2 separate regions of the Homo sapiens genome follow, and region 1 is linked to region 2. A link is a contact called in ENCODE Hi-C or POLR2A ChIA-PET data. All regions are on one chromosome and are shown on one strand. Each heading gives the region's core, a stretch centred on a gene start or an enhancer-like site at or near the end of the contact. The rest is flanking DNA. Distances are from core to core; before and after follow the strand shown.

Region 1 (4,462 bases), core at 174-2,673, 50 kb after region 2:
TCACCCAGTGCTGAGTTTCAGAGCCAGTATACCCAAAGCTTGAAGCTCAGTGGAGACCAGCATTAAGGCTGACCAGTGACTTCCACCACAAGGGAGAGAAAGGTGGCCAGGTTCTGGCATAGAGAAGGTGGCGGAGGTTGTTGCCTAATTCCCAATATCTGTTCCCCGCTTCCTCCTTAGTAGCAGGATTCCTAACTTTAGCTAAGCACAGGCTGCCTGGCTGCCAACACTAACTATTCTAACAGCTAGGTGGGATTAAGGACACCATGGCGAGCCATATAAGCCCAGAACATGAGAGAGAAATACATTTCTATCCTAATTAAGCTACTATTTTTTTTCCTGTCACTCAGAGTCTAACCTAATTCTAAAACTCAAAAGAAGAGTAAGAGCTTGGCATCATAAGGCTCGTTCTAAGATAGGATGGACCAAAAGAAAAGGCTGAGATATCCAAGAGCAGGCCAGGCATGGTGGGTGGCTCATGCCTGTAATCCCAGCACTTTGGGAGGCCAAGGTGAGAGGATCGTTTGAACCCAGGAGTTTGAGACCAGCCTGGGCAACATGGCGAGATCTTGTCTCTACAAAAATTAAAAATGATTAGCTGGGTGTGGCATGCACCTGTAGTCCTAGCTACTCAGGAGGCTGAGGTAGGAGGATCACTTGAGCCCAGGAGTTTGAGGCTGCAGTGAGCCATGATTAAGCCACTGCGGCACTCCAGCCTGGATGACAAGAGTGAGACCTTATCTCAAAAAATAAAAATTAAAAAAATAAAATAAAATAAACCACCAAACCGTCAATCTAACAAAGACGTAGTCATCAGTTCACTGTGGCCAGAAAAAGTGATGTTTTGTCTTGCCCAATTCTATGCCACAACTGGAACTTGATGTTAAGACATGAGCTCTACCTTAAGATGAATATTAGCCAACAGGAGTGGGTCCAGATGAGAATATTTATTCTAGAGATAAGGAAATCCAAAAAAAATGTGTTTATTGCTTTCAAATACCTGAAGAACTGTTGTAGAGTTGACTTCAAGGGTGGCCTCAGCTCAGTATGTTTTTCTACTTCATCCATCTTTTCTAAGAGACAGAAGAACCCCTGTCTCCTTTCTATACCATCATCTCCCCCTGACCTTCTCCTGTCCTGTTTCCTCCTGGGCTTGATCAGTGCTTCTGTCCCTTTTGGCTTATTGCTGCAAACTCTGGTTCTTATTTTATTCCGTTAATTACTTTTTTGTGACAGAGTCTCACTCTGTCACCCAGGCTGGAGTGCCATGGTGCGATCTCCGCTCACTGCAACTCTGCCTCCTGGGTTCAAGGGATTCTCATGCCTCAACCTCCCAAGTAGCTGGAATTACAGGCATGCGCCACCAGCCCTGACTAATTTTTGTATTTTTAGTGGAGACAGGGTTTCGCCATGTTGGCCAGGCTGGTCTCAAACTCCTGACCTCAAGTCATCCGCCAGTCTTGGCTTCCTGAAGTGTTGAGATAACAGGCGTGAGTCACTGCACCCAGCCTCTAGTTCTTATTTTAGAGAAAAGGTCTCTGCCTATCTCCCCAGTTCTCTCTTACTTCCTCCTCCCCTCTCCTCACAGGCCTCTAGACAATTGCTAATCTAATTGCTCATATTCTAAGGCACAGACTAGGGTACATTCATTACTAGATGAACACATTCTGTGTGTTCAAAGGCAGAAAAGACAGTGCCCTCATGGGAGGCCTCCTCTTCTGCTTCTTTTTTCGGCTTCTTCTTTTTTTTTTTTTTTTTTTTTTGAGAGGGAGTTTTGCTGTGTTACCCAGGCTAGAGTGCAATGGCATGATCTTGGCTCACTGCAACCTCTGCCTCCCAGGTTCAAGCAATTCTCCTGTCTCAGCCTCCTGAGTAGCTGGGACTACAGGCACATGCCACCGTGCCCGGCTAATTTTTGTATTTTTAGTAGAGACAGGGTTTCGCCATATTGGTCAGGCTGGTCTCGAACTCCTGACCTCAGTTGATCCACCGCCTTGGCCTCCCAAAGTGCTGGGATTACAGGCGTGAGCCACCACACCCAGCCCTCTTCTGCTTCTAGCAGCTGGTGGGCCAGTGCCCTCATGACCAGCCATCACGCTTCTCTCCTCACATGTGGGCCTCCTAAGCATGTTAGTTATTGCTTTACTTTCCTGTGCATCTGACCAACTCTGTCGAGCAGTGGTCCCCAACCGTTTTGGCACCAGGGACCAGTTTCATGGAAGACAATTTTTCCATGAACTGGGCTTGTAGGAGATGGTTTTGGGATAATTCATGTGCATTACATTTATTGTGCACTTTATTTATATTATTATTACATTGTAATATATAATGAAATAATTATACAATCCACCATAATGTAGAGTCAGTGGGAGCCCTGAGTTTGTTTTCCTGCAACTAGACAGCCCTATCTGGGGTTGATGGATGACAGTGACAGATCATCAGGCATCAGCTTCTCCTAAGGAGCACACAACCTAGATCCCTCACATATGCAGTTCACAATAGGGTTTGTGCTCCTATGAACGTCTAATGCCACCACGGATAAGACAAGAGGCGGAGCTCAGGCAGCAATGTGAGCGATGAGGAGCAGCTATAAATATAGATGAAGCTTTGCTTGCTCACACGCAGCTCACCTCCTGCTGTGTGGCCTGGTTTCTAACAGGCCATGGACTTGTACCGGTCCACGGCCTGGGGGTTGGGGAATCCCTGCTCTAGAGGAAGGAGACAGCCCAAAGTTCAGATTTGGACTTAGAGGAAGGTAAAAGCCTGCAGAGGCCTTTAGGCTAGGCTCTGTGCTCCAACACTGCTGATCAGAGAGACATATACGAAAGTACAGGGCTCTGGCCAATTTAGTGAAAGAGTAGTCCTTATCTCCTATTTGCCATTGTTTTGGGGTAGGAGGGATGACTGGATTAACGCACTCCTGGATTCCTGACAGCGGTGCCTTATGTTTTTTTTTTTTGGAGACAGGGTCTCACTCCATTGCCCAGGCTGGATTGCAGTGGCGCCATCATGGCTCACTGCAGCTACGACCACCTGGGCTCAAGTGATCCTCCCAGGTAGCTGGGATGGGACTACAGGCATGCAACACCACTCTTGGCTAATTTATTTATATTTCTTATAGAGACAAGGTCTTGCTATGTTGCCCAGGCTGATCTTGAACCCCTGGGCTTAAATGATCCTCCTGCCTCAGGCTTCCAGAGTGCTGGGATTACAGGCATAAGCCACTGCATCTGGCCAGTAGTGTCTTACTTTCCATGAATGCCTTCCTGCCAGCCTGTCCCAAATGGAACAGGTTGCCTCTGTTAAGTAGCAAGCTCCTTGTCACTCGTGGTAACTAAGCAAAAACTAGATAACCACTTGACAGGGCCATATTAGGAAAATTCCAATTAGAACACCTCTCAGGTTCCCTCTAACCCTAAGATTGTGCAAGCCTATGTCTTACATTTAGTTCCAAACCCTAATCTTTACCTGTTGGTAACACCAGATACGATACCTTCTCAGAGCTTCTTATTTTTAAAATTTACTTATTTATTTTTTTGAGATGGAGTTTTGCTCTTTTTTGCCCAGGCTGGAGTGCAATGGCGTGATCTCAGCTCACTGCAACTTCTACCTCCCGGGTTCAAGCGATTCTACTGTCTCAGCCTCCCCAGTAGCTGAGATTACAGGTGCACGCCACCATGCCCAGCTAATTTTGTATTTTTAGTAGAGATGGGGTTTCACCATGTTGGCCAGGCTGGTCTCAAACTCCTGACTTCAGGTGATCCACCTGCCTTGGCCTCCCAAAGTGCTGGGATTACAGGCGTGAGCCACCATGCCCAACCAAGTTTCCTGTTTTAAAAACATGCCATGAGAACAAATGCATGAGAAACATCAATAACAGTGGCCTCTAAGGAGTCAAAAGTTGATGAATTTGCTCTTTATTCCCTCTCCTGGTCCCCTCTACACCTCCTACGATAATCACTTGAGTTAGAAGAGGAAGGAAATGGGGTAGAGGAAGGCAGGATAACCAGAAGGCCTGTCCCATGGCTAAAAGGCAATTCAGGTGGGAAAGTGGGAAGTGTCTAAGACAATGGGCTCATAGCCTGTTTTGGGGTGGGGGATGACTATGTGTGCTGACTAAGCTTCCTTCCTTTGTCCCTCTTTTTCTTTCCCTCCTCACAATTTTCAGCTTCCCTGAAGTGAATCAAATGACATTAGGGCTAGAAAGGAACCTATGAGAGTGTCTCAAATATAGTCCTTTGCTTGATTCTGAGCTGCAAATGGGGAGGTGGAAGAGACTAGGTAATTCCTAAGGTCCGCCCCAAAGTTCTAACATTCCATACACGTAAGCATAATTTATCTGACCCATGGACTTAGGAAGCTTGCCTACACTTCTGAAATCCTGATGGCAGGAGCTCAAAAGGAGTCAACCTTGGCCTTTTCCTTCTCACTCATTTCCTGATTTGAAAGAGCATATGGGGCC
Region 2 (4,485 bases), core at 1,387-3,886:
AAACATGTCCACAAAGAACCTGTGCAAGAATGTTTATAGCACTGTTATTCATAATAGCAAAAAGACGGAGGCAATCCAAATGCCTCTCAACAAATAAAAAATGTGGCATATCCACACTGTGAAACATCATTTGACCATAAAAATGAGTGTTGATACATGCTACAACACAGATGAATCTAGAAATCATTACGCTAAGTGAAAAGAAGCCAGTCACAAAAGACCACATATTATATAACTAAATTTATACAAAACGTCCACGACAGAGAAATCTATAGAGACAAAAAGTATACTAGTGTGGGGAGAGGGGGAGGAGGTGGTAGAGGTAGGGGAGTGCTAGATAAAACACATGGAGTTTCTTTTTTGAGGTGATGAAAATGCTCTAAAGTTGACTGTGGTGATGGTTGCACATATCTGCAAATATACTAAGAACCACTGAATTGTGTACTTCAAATGGGTGAAATGTATGGTATATGAACCATATCTTAATAAAGCTGATTAAAAAAAACTATGGAAAAATATCACTTTTCTCATAACTGCTTAGTAAATACTTAAAATACACTGTTTGTGGAAGGGGGCTTCTGGGTACTGGTAATGTTCTATTTCCTAATTTGGGTGGTAGTGCAAAAGTGAATGTATTTTGTGGTAATTATTGGTGTACTTTTCTGTATGAAGGTTATACTTCAGTAACAAAGTCTATAAAAATACACACATAAACACAGTATGTTGGTGATGGTATGGGTAAACAGACGCTCATACTTTGTTCCTGGGGATATAAACTGACAAAACTTCTTAGGTAGGTAAACTTCAGATTTATAAACAATAAAAAACATACGTTCTTGTTCCAAAGGTATATACTCACATGTATACAAAAATATGTAAAAGATCTTTACTGCAACCTTGTCTGTAAGAGAAATGGTGTGGAAAAATTATAAATGCCAGTCAACTGGGGCCTGGGTAAATAAATTATGGCACAATCACACCAGGAAACACTAACCATTTAATTTTTTTTTGAGAGCTCATCACCCAGGCTAGAGTGCAGTGGTATGATCTTGGCTCACGGCAACCTCTGCCTCCCGGCTTCAAGCAATTCTCCTGCCTCAGCCTCCTGAGTAGCTGGGATTACAAGTGCCTGCCACCGTGCCCATCTAATTTTGGTATTTTTAGTAGAGACAGGGTTTCACCATCTTGGACAGGTTGGTCTCGAACTCCTGACCTCACGATCCACCTGCCTTGGCCTCCCAAAGTGCTGGGATTACAGGCGTGAGCCACTGCGCCCGGCCTAAAATTGTTTTAATTAAAAAAAAAAAAAGAAGAAGAAAGAAGGTACAGAATAGTGTAGCCGTGTATATGGTATATCACTCTATGTGCGGAGAAAATAAACTAAGGTGGAGGTGGTGGGGAATATTTACACACACACACACACACACACACACACACACAAAAAAAACAAAACATCTTAAGCAGGACACACAAGAAACTAGTAATCACAACTGGTTCTGAGGAGGGGACACTGGGAAATTTAGAGATGTACTTTTCACTTAGTATTTTTTTAAAAAGGTATACACCAATTTAAATAAATGAATTCTTCTGAAGTAAAAACTATGCTGCTTCAACATGTAAATGCCGCTAAGCTTCTAAAAGTTAAAATCTGAAATGTTATAAATTCTGAAATCTTTCCTATCTCCCATTTCAAAAGTTAAATTCCCAAACCATTAAGCAGTAGTAACAGCAGTAGTAATAATAAATAGCTACTTACATCAACACCTCCAAACAAGTCAAAAATGTAAGTATTTGGATAAGTGGTTTCTTGGGTAAGTTTCCTCTCTTCAGTAACAAATGCCATAGCCTCCATGGAGAGAAGAGGAGAAATTTCCTAGTTTTTTTAAAAAAAAGTACATACATTGTTTTAGTAACCAACACAGACCAGACACTAAAGCATCAGTTTGAGCTTTAGTCCCAACTGGAGTTCCCATGAACACAAAGACAGTCCCCAATGAACCACACTTCCTAGTATTCAGGCCCCTGTAAAGCCCCTTCTCACACTAAATCTGGGCTGGTATGACACACCTCAACTAACAGCATGTGGTAGAAGTGACACTAGGCCACTTCCAGCACAAGCCTTAAGAAAGCCAGGCTCACACCTGTAATCCCAGCACTTTGGGAGGCTAAGGTGGGCGGATTACTTGAGGCCAGGAGTTTGAGACCAGCCTGGCCAACATGGCAAAACCCCATCTCTACTAAAAGTACAAAAATTAGCCGGATGTGGTGCTACACACCTGTAATCCCAGCTACTCAGGAATTTGAAGTACAAGAAGCACTTGAGCCACGGAGGCAGACGTTGCAGTGAGCCAACATAGAGCCACTGCACTCCAGCCTCGGCAACAGAGGGAGACTCTGTCATTAAAAAAAAATAAAAAGCCTGACAGACTTCGCTCTTGCCATCCTGGAACCCAAACATCATGCTGTGAGAACACAGCCAATGGGGAGGCCATAAGGAGAAGAAATGAGGCCAAGAGCAACATCCTTAGTTGATCTCCAGCTGACAGCCAGCACCAACCTGCCAGGGATGTGAGAGAGACCATTTTGGACATTCCAGATATCTCAGTACCACCCTACCCAACAGCACATGAAGCAGAGGAGCCACTCAGTCAACCAAGAATTGTTGACAGATAAATGATTCTTGTTACTTCCGGCTGCTAGGTTTCGGGGTGACTAGTTCTGTAGCAATAACCAAGTCACTGCTCAAATATAATCTCCTGCAGGAAGTCTTCTTGATTTCCCCCAACCAGAAGCATGCTCTTCAGACCCCCAAAACAATCTACAACTCATTTGTAACATTTAGCACTTTTACTTTGCACCTATTTACAAACCATTTCTTTTTTTTTTTTTGAGAGGGAGTCTCGCTCTGCCACCCAGGCTGGAGTGCAGTGGCGCGATCTCGGCTCACTGCAAGCTCTGCCTCCCGGGTTCACGCCATTCTCCTGCCTCAGCCTCCCGAGTAGCTGGGACTACAGGCGCCCGCCACTGCGCCCGGCTAATTTTTTGTATTTTCAGTAGAGACGGGGTTTCACCGTGGTCTCCATCTCCTAACCTTGTGATCCACCCGCCTCGGCCTCCCAGAGTGCTGGGATTACAGGCGTGAGTCACTGCGCCCGGCCAAACCTATGTTATTTCTTCCCTAGACTAAACGTTCCTTGAGGACAACACAAACAGATCCCACTTTGTATTCCCCACAGATTCCAAGACAGAGTATTTGATACAGCACACATAGGGTAGTAGTTCTCAAACTGACGGCCACAGAATCCTTTGTTCATATGGAACAAAGCTAAGAGGAAAAAAAATCTTACAAGAAAACCTAAAACATAGTAAGTTTCAAATAAGTACTTACTTAATGAATAAAGAAATGATGATCACATAGCAAAGATATACAAATATTAATTTCCCTCCCCTTTAACTTCACCTCAATCTCCTGAGATTTTGCAAGAAGCAAATAATGTGCAACTCTTTGAAAAGCATTTTTAAACAAGTTTAAGAAGCTATAATTATTTCTATCAGACTGTGAGATTCAAAATATGAAAATGTCTCTTCTTAAACGTAAAGACTAAGTTTAATTAGTTTCTATTACATTTTAAAATAACTTACTATGTGATATAATAATCAAAACTTCACCTCTGAAGAACACTGTCATTCAGTTTCATTACGTTCAATATAACTTACATGGTTTTTATTTATTTATTTTTGCTGTTTTTTATTTTATTATACTTTAAGTTCTAGGGTACTTGTGCACAACATGCAGGTTTGTTACATATGTATACATGTGCCATGTTGGTGCGCTGTACCCATTAACTCGTCATTTATATTAGGTATATCTCCTAATGCTATCCCTCCCCCCTCCCCCCACCCCATGCCAGGCCCTGGTGTGTGACGTTCCCCACCCTGTGTCCAAGTGTTCTCATTGCTCAATTCCCACCTATGAGTGAGAACACACGGTGTTTGGTTTTCTGTCCTTAACGATAGTTTGCTCAGAATGATGGTTTCCAGATTCATCCATGTCCCTACAAAGGACATGAACTCATCATTTTTTATGGCTGCATAGTACTCCATGGTGTATATGTGCCACATTTTCTTAATCCAGCCTACCATTAAATGGACATTTGGGTTGGTTCCAAGTCTTTTGCTATTGTGAATAGTGCTGCAATAAATATACACGTGCATGTGTCTTTATAGCAGCATGATTTATAATCCTTTGGGTAAATACCCAGTAATGGGATGGCTGGGTCAAATGGTATTTCTAGTTCTAGATCCTTGAGGAATCGCCACACTGTCTTCCACAATGGTTGAACTAGTTTACAGTCCCACCAACAGTTTAAAAGTGTTCCTATTTCTCCACATCCTCTCCAGCACCTGTTGTTTCCTGACTTTTTAATAATCGCCATTCTAACTAGTGTGAGATGGTATCTCATTGTGGTTTTGATTTGCATTTCT

The links. Hi-C counts contacts between places; a loop is a spot of excess contacts on that map. ChIA-PET counts read pairs that join two places held with the same protein, here RNA polymerase II (POLR2A). Pooled maps may share reads with other maps.
Region 1: a map of Ramos shows a loop between it and region 2 (3-fold over the local background). The contact joins two enhancer-like sites. A Hi-C loop is called at or near these places in 1 of 168 maps with a recorded cell type or tissue (Ramos) and 1 of 50 pooled maps. POLR2A ChIA-PET finds 5 or more read pairs at or near these places in 2 of 52 experiments (HEK293 and T-cell).

Annotation. Positions count from the first base shown.
Region 1 is chr20:35,118,853-35,123,314 of GRCh38, forward strand. All of the region lies in intron 13 of MMP24-AS1-EDEM2 (MMP24-AS1-EDEM2 readthrough), which reads right to left. All of the region lies in intron 9 of EDEM2 (ER degradation enhancing alpha-mannosidase like protein 2), which reads right to left. Among named protein-coding and RNA genes, the nearest start is that of EDEM2, 26 kb to the right of the region's middle. Within about 2 kb of position 1,424, at least 6 of the 41 ENCODE cell types and tissues checked have a DNase peak (open chromatin) inside an H3K27ac peak, as active enhancers do.
Region 2 is chr20:35,067,540-35,072,024 of GRCh38, forward strand. TRPC4AP (transient receptor potential cation channel subfamily C member 4 associated protein) reads right to left here. Exons shown (of 19, transcript NM_015638.3): 3 at 1,757-1,873. Among named protein-coding and RNA genes, the nearest start is that of TRPC4AP, 23 kb to the right of the region's middle. RefSeq lists an enhancer at 2,799-2,968. Within about 2 kb of position 2,637, at least 3 of the 41 ENCODE cell types and tissues checked have a DNase peak (open chromatin) inside an H3K27ac peak, as active enhancers do.